Linked DNA regions of Mus musculus: region 1 is linked to region 2. Evidence: chromatin contacts called from ENCODE POLR2A ChIA-PET data. All regions are on one chromosome and are shown on one strand. The core of a region is the stretch at or near the end of the contact, and the rest is flanking DNA. Distances in the headings are between cores, read along the strand shown. Region 1 holds the start of Lamtor2 (late endosomal/lysosomal adaptor, MAPK and MTOR activator 2). Region 2 holds the start of Pmf1 (polyamine-modulated factor 1).

What was found. ChIA-PET counts read pairs that join two places held with the same protein, here RNA polymerase II (POLR2A).
Region 1: POLR2A ChIA-PET joins it to region 2 with 16 read pairs in embryonic stem cell. The contact joins the promoter of Lamtor2 here to the promoter of Pmf1 in region 2. POLR2A ChIA-PET finds 5 or more read pairs at or near these places in 4 of 5 experiments (Patski and embryonic stem cell).

The regions. Positions count from the first base shown.
Region 1 is chr3:88,549,844-88,554,217 of GRCm38, reverse strand. It overlaps Lamtor2 (late endosomal/lysosomal adaptor, MAPK and MTOR activator 2), which reads left to right and starts at 1,267. Exons shown (of 4, transcript NM_031248.4): 1 at 1,267-1,422; 2 at 1,701-1,863; 3 at 3,433-3,522; 4 at 4,214-4,374. The coding sequence starts at 1,355. The coding sequence ends at 4,270. It overlaps Ubqln4 (ubiquilin 4), which reads right to left and starts at 502. Exons shown (of 11, transcript NM_033526.2): 1 at 306-502. The coding sequence starts at 413.
Region 2 is chr3:88,409,068-88,413,028 of GRCm38, reverse strand. It overlaps Pmf1 (polyamine-modulated factor 1), which reads left to right and starts at 2,632. Exons shown (of 5, transcript NM_025928.4): 1 at 2,632-2,873. The coding sequence starts at 2,722. It overlaps Slc25a44 (solute carrier family 25, member 44), which reads left to right. Exons shown (of 4, transcript NM_178696.5): 4 at 132-2,535. The coding sequence ends at 323.

The DNA of each region.
Region 1 (4,374 bases), core at 18-2,517, 140 kb before region 2:
GGAGCACACTCTCCTCAAGCCTAGGCTCCAAATGGAGCCCGCAAGCAAGGTGTCCCTTCCTCAAGCTCCCCCACCACGCCCCCAGCCCGGGTAGCGCGGCCAAACCGGCCCCTACCCGCGCCACGCTCCCCGGACTAGCCCTGGCAGGGCGCCCCCTACCCGCTTCTCCCGCCTGTATGCCCCTGGATTCCGCCCCGGCCGGGGGCCCGTCCCCGGCGCCAGGCCGACCCCGAGGTCTCCCTCTCTGCTCTGACCCCCTCGGTGCGCTGCTCCCGCCCTCCTGTCTCCTCCCAGCCAGATACTACCTCCTTGACCGAGGCTTGATCGCAGATCACGATCTCCTCCTTGTCCTTGGGGGTCTTGACGGTGACCCGAATCTGGGGCCTCGTCTCAGCCCCACTCGGCTCCGCCATGCCGCCGCCCGGCCGCCCGCCAGCCCGTCCGGCTCCTCCTCCTCCTCCTCCCGGCCCGCCCGGCCCGGCCCGACTCCGGGGCCTCCAACTCCCCCTCCCGCCCCTCCCCAAGGCTCCGCCGCCCACTCCGGACAGCCGCAGCCACAGCGCCCCGGGCGGCCTGGGGGAGCACTGCAGCTGGGGCGGCCCAGGCCCGAGCAGGGTGCGCAGCTGGCCCGGGCCGGACAGCGCGGAGGGCGGGAGATTCAGGGCCGCCTGCGGCTCCCTCCTGTTCGGACAAAGGACTTTCGTTGTCGCCGTCTTATCTCCGTTCCCTGGGGTCACTTGGTTTTCTTGAGAGGCCTGGGTTCGTTCCTGGTTCAGGACGTCCTTAAGACCTCTGCGGATTCGAGCAGTCGTGGCCTCCGGGGAACCGCCCCGAGGGAGCCATTAAGGACGGTTTCAGAGACCTGGAGTTTGCCTACGTGGCTTCTCTGAGCCTTGGGAGTAAAAGAGCAAGACCCCACAGAATTGTGACTAGCGTACAATATTGCTTTAAAAAATGGTCAAGGATGTGCCTAACAGATAGATTTATTATTAGATTGCGATTGACCAGTAGGCACGAAGGCGTCCTTCGCGTGGAAGATGTTAAAAGTATTTCCACCGTTGCCACTGTCCTTGCGCTCCCGCTCTCCCCCCCCCCAACTCCACAACCACATGGTCCCACTGGAACGCTGAACTATGGTTCCCAGAATTCCTTGAGCGATCACATGAAACTACGATTCCCAGAGGCCCTCGCGCGGGGCGGGAATTGGGCCAGAGCCTCAGTAGATGGGCCCGGTGACTACAACTCCCAGGCGCCTCGTAGCTGGGCTCCTGGGCCACCGGAAGCGACTGAGGGAGAGCAAGAGGCTGCGACTGTAGGGGTGTGTTGGTGCAGGTCAGGGTTAAGAGACGCAGGCATGCTGCGTCCCAAGGCTTTGACGCAGGTGCTAAGCCAAGCCAACACTGGAGGAGTCCAGAGCACCCTGTGAGTGAACAAGAACCCAAGCAGCGAGCGCTGGAATGGGGCGGCGCGCGGCTGTCTGCAGTAGGGGTAGGGAAGAGCCCTACGCCGGGAGGTGGCTAATGTTGCAAGCTGCAGCTTCGGAAACCCTGCTTGAGGGCTTCCTCGGAAAGGGAAATGGACAGTTGATTAGCGTGTTCCTGGATTCTTGCTTCCTAAAAGCGCCAGTAGCTGGAATTGGGATAGGAACTCAGACCTTTCACTCTTCCTGAGTTTGTTGATATCCTTCCCATTCTTGCCAGGCTGCTGAATAATGAGGGATCGCTGCTGGCCTACTCCGGTTATGGGGACACAGATGCCCGGGTCACTGCGGCCATCGCCAGTAACATCTGGGCCGCGTATGATAGGAACGGGAACCAAGCGTTTAATGAAGACAGTCTCAAATTTATCCTGATGGACTGCATGGTATGGAGTAAAGTAGGCTGACTTCGAACTTGCAATGATTATCCTGCTTCTGCCACCTCAACCCTGAGATTGCAGGTGTGCACCATCGCACCTTGCCAAATAAAACATAGATATTAAAAAAGGAAGTGAGAGTACGGTGCTGGCCTATGTGAGGGTCCATCTCAGTGAAAAGGAGACATTTGTTAAAAGATCCGAAGGACGATAGGAAAGGGGAAGAGAATTAAGCCATACAGCAATCATTTGGGGAAATATTTCTAACAGTGCTTGCTATGGTGGCTTATGCCTCTAGTTCAGTACACGAGAGACTGAGGCAGGCTCTCTTCGAGTATTTGTTTTCTTTCTTTCTTTTTCTTTTTTTGTTTTTCGAGACAGGGCTTCTCTGTGTAGTCCTGGCTGTCCTGGAACTCACTCTATAGAATCAGGCTGAACTCTGAAATCTGCTAGCTTCTGCCTCCCAAGTCCTGGGACTAAAGGTGTACACCACCACCGAGCAGACTTTGCAAGTATTTCTGACAACAGCAATTGCAAAGGGCCGAGGGCGGAGTGAGGCTTGGACAAAGATCAGTAAAGATGGAGCATCACAGAATGGGAAAAGGTTGTCGGGAGAAAGGGCTAAAGTCCTCTGAAGAGTGGCAGTGTGCAGAACTGAAAAAGGTGTTTGCAGTGGGGAAGGCCCCTTGGGAAGCTCTTCACTGTCATGCTGGCAGCCCATTCTTTACACCCACTCTCATTCACACTGGGTACTGAGTCCAGGGCTGGTGTCACTGCAGCCTAGCTAAGCTCTAAGAAATGCTTTTTAAGGGACAGATGTGGAGCTCAGTGGTAGAGCAGTTGCCTAGAGTGTTTGGGATTCTAGAACCCATTCCAAGAAACACAGTTTTTATTTTTGAGTCAGAGGCTAGTATACACACTGGAGCAAGTTCTGTGAAACATCACTTCTCTCACATAGATGTGCCATGACATTTTTATTGTTATTTTCAAATGTTGACCCACCCTAATTGATCCCCATTTTGAAAAGTTACACCATAGGAAAAGAAGAGACATAAGTTGGGTTGTGTGTGTGTGGGGGGGAGTTGTTTTTACCTTTTTAAGGTTTGTTTTATTCTGTATGTATGAGTTGCTTTGCCCAGGTGGTATATATGTGCCCCATGTGCATGCATGATGCCCCCAAGGAGGCTGAAAGAAGGCATTGGAGCCCCTGAACTGCTGTTATAGATGATTGTGAGCACAGTGTTGGTGTTGGGATTCGAACTCAAGCCTACTGCCAGAGCAGCATACGAGTTGGGTTCCTGGTCCTGACCTGCTGAGACAGTTCTCGGCATTAGAGAAGAGAACCCCAAGTTCTGGAAGACTTGGTTTCCCAGGATAGCTTGGTTAGCACATGGCTCAGCTGAGGCTGGAATCCAGTTTCAGACCCCCATGTCTTAAATGCTGGGCAGAGCTCCTAGCTGAACTTCCTGCTCTGCTAAGCTTGGGAGACAATGTCACTAGGACCAGAGGAACCCTGGGGAAGGCAGGAACTAAGGATGTCAAGCAGAATGCCCCAAAGTATCATGTCCTTCCCACCAGGAGGGCCGTGTAGCCATTACGAGGGTGGCCAACCTTCTGCTATGTATGTATGCCAAGGAGACCGTAGGCTTCGGAATGCTCAAGGCTAAGGTGAGTATATTCCTCTGTTATAAACTTTCTGGGCTGTAACATCTATGCATGCCCTTGCTCTGAATAAAGGACATGGAGACTTTAATTAGGTTTATTATGAGCTTTGGGCACTATAGCTGGGCAGATTCTCAACTATTCTAACCCAACCATATTGGCTTGGCCTATGTCCATGACCCATTACCTGTCCATCTTAGTCATGTCCTGGTACCTGCTTCCTCATCTTTGTCCAGCTGGCAACTCCTCTCCCAGAATTCCTATCTCTTCCTGGAAGTCCCACCTCCTACTTCCTGCCTTTGCTTTTTAATAAGCTGATCAAAAGGTGAGCGAGAGTGTTTACAAAATATGTAGCCAAATGAAACCAAATGAACCAAAGTCCAGTCTGCATTAAACTCTGCTGGCACAGAAATCGGCATTTGAATAATAATACAAAGATGATCTTTACATAGGGCGCAATATCATCATCCCAGCACTGATCCAGCCTTAGTTCCTGTTCACTGTGTTCCTTACATGTCCCTCCCCTCTCTGGAGTTCTCATAGCTCCTCACTCCATGTCTAGGATGGGCTAAAGAGCAGTGGGGGTGGGCTGGGGGGGGAGTTGGCTGCTAAGTGTGGCGTGGGGAGCCAGCGTGGTTCAGGGATCCGTCTAAGCATAAGCGATGCATGGACTGACTGTGCTCCTGCCTCCTTGCAGGCCCAGGCCCTGGTGCAGTACCTGGAGGAACCCCTCACCCAAGTAGCAGCATCATAACAGCGTGATGGAGGCTGGAGTAGAAAAGGGATGATGATCTGGAGGGAGGGGCGGGGCCCTAGAAACGCCATATCGGGCGAGGTACAGGAAGGGGGGGTTGCTTT
Region 2 (3,961 bases), core at 1,383-3,882:
AAGTCACTGTGCTGCCCAGAAAGCAGAGGCTAGCCCTCGGAGTCCCTCCTCGAGCCTGAAGTGCTATTGAGGGTGTGCTGAGCAGTGGTGACAGCACAGTTGGTGGCTCTTCACTGTGGTGACTTTTTCAGGTTGAAGGCAAGAGCTCCATCGTCCTGACCTTCAGGCAGCTGATGGCAGAGGAGGGGCCTTGGGGCCTCATGAAGGGCCTCTCGGCAAGAATCATCTCGGCTACACCCTCCACCATCGTCATCGTGGTGGGCTACGAGAGCCTCAAGAAGCTCAGCCTGCGACCTGAGCTGGTGGACTCGAGACACTGGTAGAGAGCGGTGGATGGAGAGGCTGTGGTTTCACACATTACTCTGGGCCAGGGCAGAGCAGAGAGGATAACTGACCCTGTGAATACCACCACCACACACCCATCCTGCTCCAGGTTGTCTGTCAGGGATAAGAGAGGAGACTTTGGACTGCTCCTTCTGCAGAGGTTCTGTGCCTGGCTTCCCTCATCCCCATCATTTGATTTCCCCTGCAGATCTGGGCCCCTCACTCGGTCCTTATACTCAGTCATGGCCACAGGACCCCGTTAGCCCCTCTGGCACCCCTCTCTGACCTTCCCTCAGGCCTGGAGAAGAGCTGCTCCTCGTTTGCTTGTCCCCTGCTTCTTCTCGAGCCTCAGGCCAAGGCTCTGAGTAGCTGCCTGGGGTCTATTTATTTTTTTATGCCTGCTTATTTTAAATTTGGGACCTGAGTTGTTCACTGCTTTGTCCTGCCTTTGGGGGGACAAATCGGAGCAGCACACACTCTGCAGGGCGTTCATCTTCTAGGGGAGTTACTAGGAGGGAGGAATGCTAAGGCTTCCTATGTGTAGCTGAACATCTGTGAATGAGCCAACTCACCCTCATAGCTCAGTCTGCTGTCAGACCCCACTCCTTGGAGAAGTGGAAAACTGTGACACAGATCCCAATTCTTTATCCCCCTTCCCTGTCCCTCAGGCCCGGGAACCGCATGAGCTGCTGGCCTTCATTGGCCCAGGTGACTACAGTAGAGGGGCATAGTTATAAGTGGGTCAGACTTACTAGAGAACACTGTCCTTGGAACTTTGCCCTGAAGCCAGGTTGGGAAAGAGCCACTGGCTTGGATGTGTGTTCCTCACTCTTATCTCCTCAGGCCAGCTGAGCCAAGCCCTGGAGGTACAACGGAGGTTCTGAGCCCGAGGCAGCAGTGCCACAGGCACACCTGCCACCCAGATGAATAGCAACAGGTGTCTCACAGTGGGACTCTGGAATATGAACTATCCTTTTTTTTCTTGTCCTTGGTTGTGAAGTATCATCCCAGTCATGGTACCCTGTGCTGGCAACAGAAAAAAAAAAAAAATACAGTCAGGAAGGCACCCAAGGCCAGGTCCACCTGGTTACCAGCCTCTTACTGCCAAAACCATTGATGCTTTCCTCAGGAGCGTCCCTCTTCCCTGCCTCTACTGAGCCTGTGTTGGTGGCAGAGAGGCACATCCAGGAATGGGAGGGAAGAAAGCAGGCAGATCTTGCTCTTCAGCCTGGGAGATGCTTGGGAAATGCCATGGTGCCAAATTGGAAGGTGCTAACTGAAGCCTTCATGTTTCTCACGGCTGCTCCACATTCTTCCATCCTGACTTGACCCAGTCTCCACACACACACCTCCTACTACTCGCTGTAGTCTGTATTTGTTTCCTTCTGAGCCCTCTACTAATGTCTCAGCATTTTGGTTTGTTTTTTGAGACAGGGTCTCATATATCCCAGGCTGGGTTTGAATTCATTATGTAGCAGAGGGTAGCCTAGAACTCTTCATCTTCCTCCACCTCCTAAGTTCCAGGTTTACAGGACGCCGCCAGGCCCCACTTCCTGCACTTTATTGAGAGAGCCCTTCAATCTTGCCCATAGTCATCTGAAGGGTGAAGCCCACAGATCATTTTAAATCCTTTCGCTCCTCACCTCTACCTTAAGACCTATCAATACAGTGGAGCAAGGGCCCCTCTCAGGCTTTCACTATCAAGACCTTTGTGATTGGACAGCTCTGCTCTTTGGTCTTTCCTAACGGGGCAGAGTGTGGACATAGGTTCCTCCCACCTTTCATACCTTAGGTTACTCCTTCCCGACTTTTCTTGTCCGGTGTTTAAGCCTCTCCCTTTCTTGTCCTATCTCCCTTTCCTTCTTTCCCCTTGTGTTTGAAAGGACCTTGGATATAAAGGTAAAAGGCACCCCCGTGTCGGAACTCCTACTCTCCCAAGGTCAGGGTCTGGGATTGGCCTTGGTGAAGATGAGCCAGTGGGCGGCCATTTTTCCAAAACTGGAGACCAAAACAGCTAGAAATGTTGACCCATTGGTCAACACACAAATTAGAAACTCGGCAAGACAGGAGGGCTGGATAGAGGCACATGGGAAAGAATGCACATTCAGCATTAGCTAGAAATGGACTCGAGGAGATTAGCTGCGAATATTCACTGTTGCACTGTATGAGATCTTTGAAATGTAATTAAAAGTTTTTATTGAGCCCCTAAACTCTGGCTTTTGGGTTTTGTTTTCTGCCCTTCCCCCCCTCCCTCCCCCCGGAGCTGAGAACTAATTCCTCGTCCTCGGCCACTGCCCCGCCCCATCCGGCTCCGTGACGGGCATTCCGCGGCCTCCAATCGGAGGTCCTGTTGGGAGGAGCTGCAGGGCCAGTTTATTTTGGCGGTTCAATTTCAACATGGCTGAGGTGAGCCGAGATAGCGAGGCTGCGGAAAGGGGGCCTGAGGGCTCCTCTCCGGAAGCTGTGCCAGGGGACGCGACCATCCCCAGGGTGAAACTCCTGGACGCCATAGTAGACACTTTCCTCCAGAAGCTAGTCGCCGACAGGAGGTAGGTGGCGACCAATGGGGAGAGGTGGCGGGAGGTCTGTCGCAGGATCGTAAGTCCCGCGAGATACGCTTGGCGCAGTCACGTGGGCGACCCGCCGCGGTGGAGCAGGGCTGCTCCCCTGAAACCTCTCGCCGCGGTTTGCGGAGGAGTAGAGGGAAGGTCGGATTGCAGTTGCTGTCTTCTCCACCGTCCCGCAAGGCAGCAGCCTGGGGCCCGCGGCAGCCTTAGGGCAGCCGACGTCCTTCCCCAGAGGTCATCTGCTTACGTAGACCTAACGCGCCAGGGCGCCAGATGAGCGCAGAGCTCTGCTGGCTGGAGCGCGCGGGAGGTGGCAAGCACTGAGCTTGCAGTCTTTTTTTTTTTTTTTTTTTGAGAAAGGATTTCTCTGTAGCCCTGGCTGTCCTGGAACTCACTCTGTAGACCAAGCTGGTCTCGAACTCAGAAATGAGTGGCTGTCCTTACAGGCTGGTGTGCCAGGCCTCATAACCAGGAATGTCCTGGGCTCAGTGGTAAGAGCACTCGTTGATCTTGCAGATCTTGCAGCGCACCTACATGGTGGTTCACACCCACTTGTAACTCCACTTCCAGGGGATCTGACACTATTCTGGTGGGCATTAAGCATGTACATGGTGCAAATACATACGTGCAGGCAAAATACCTAGACATAAACATGACCGAATCAAATTAACATTTTAAAAAAAGGAATGTTAGCCGGGCAGTGGTGGCGCAAGCCTTTAACCCCAGCACTTGGGAGGGAGAGGCAGGCGGATTTCTGAATTTGAGGCCAGCCTGGTCTACAGAGTGAGTTCCAGGACAGCCAGGGCTACAGAGAAACCTTGTCTCAAAAAAAAAAGACTATAGGCTCAGTGCTCGCCACCTCCCATGCCTTCCCGCTCCAGCCAGCAGAGCTCTAGTGACTTCCACAGTGACTAGAGGAAGACTGGACATGCTGGCTTCAGGTGGACCTCAAATTCTTGCCCTGCTGTCCTTTTCGTTGGCCTGGCTAAGGCCCAACTGCCAGAAGTGCCAATCTTAGGTTTCACAATATAAAGATGCAGTCGCACATGGCCCTGCTATCTGCACTCCCC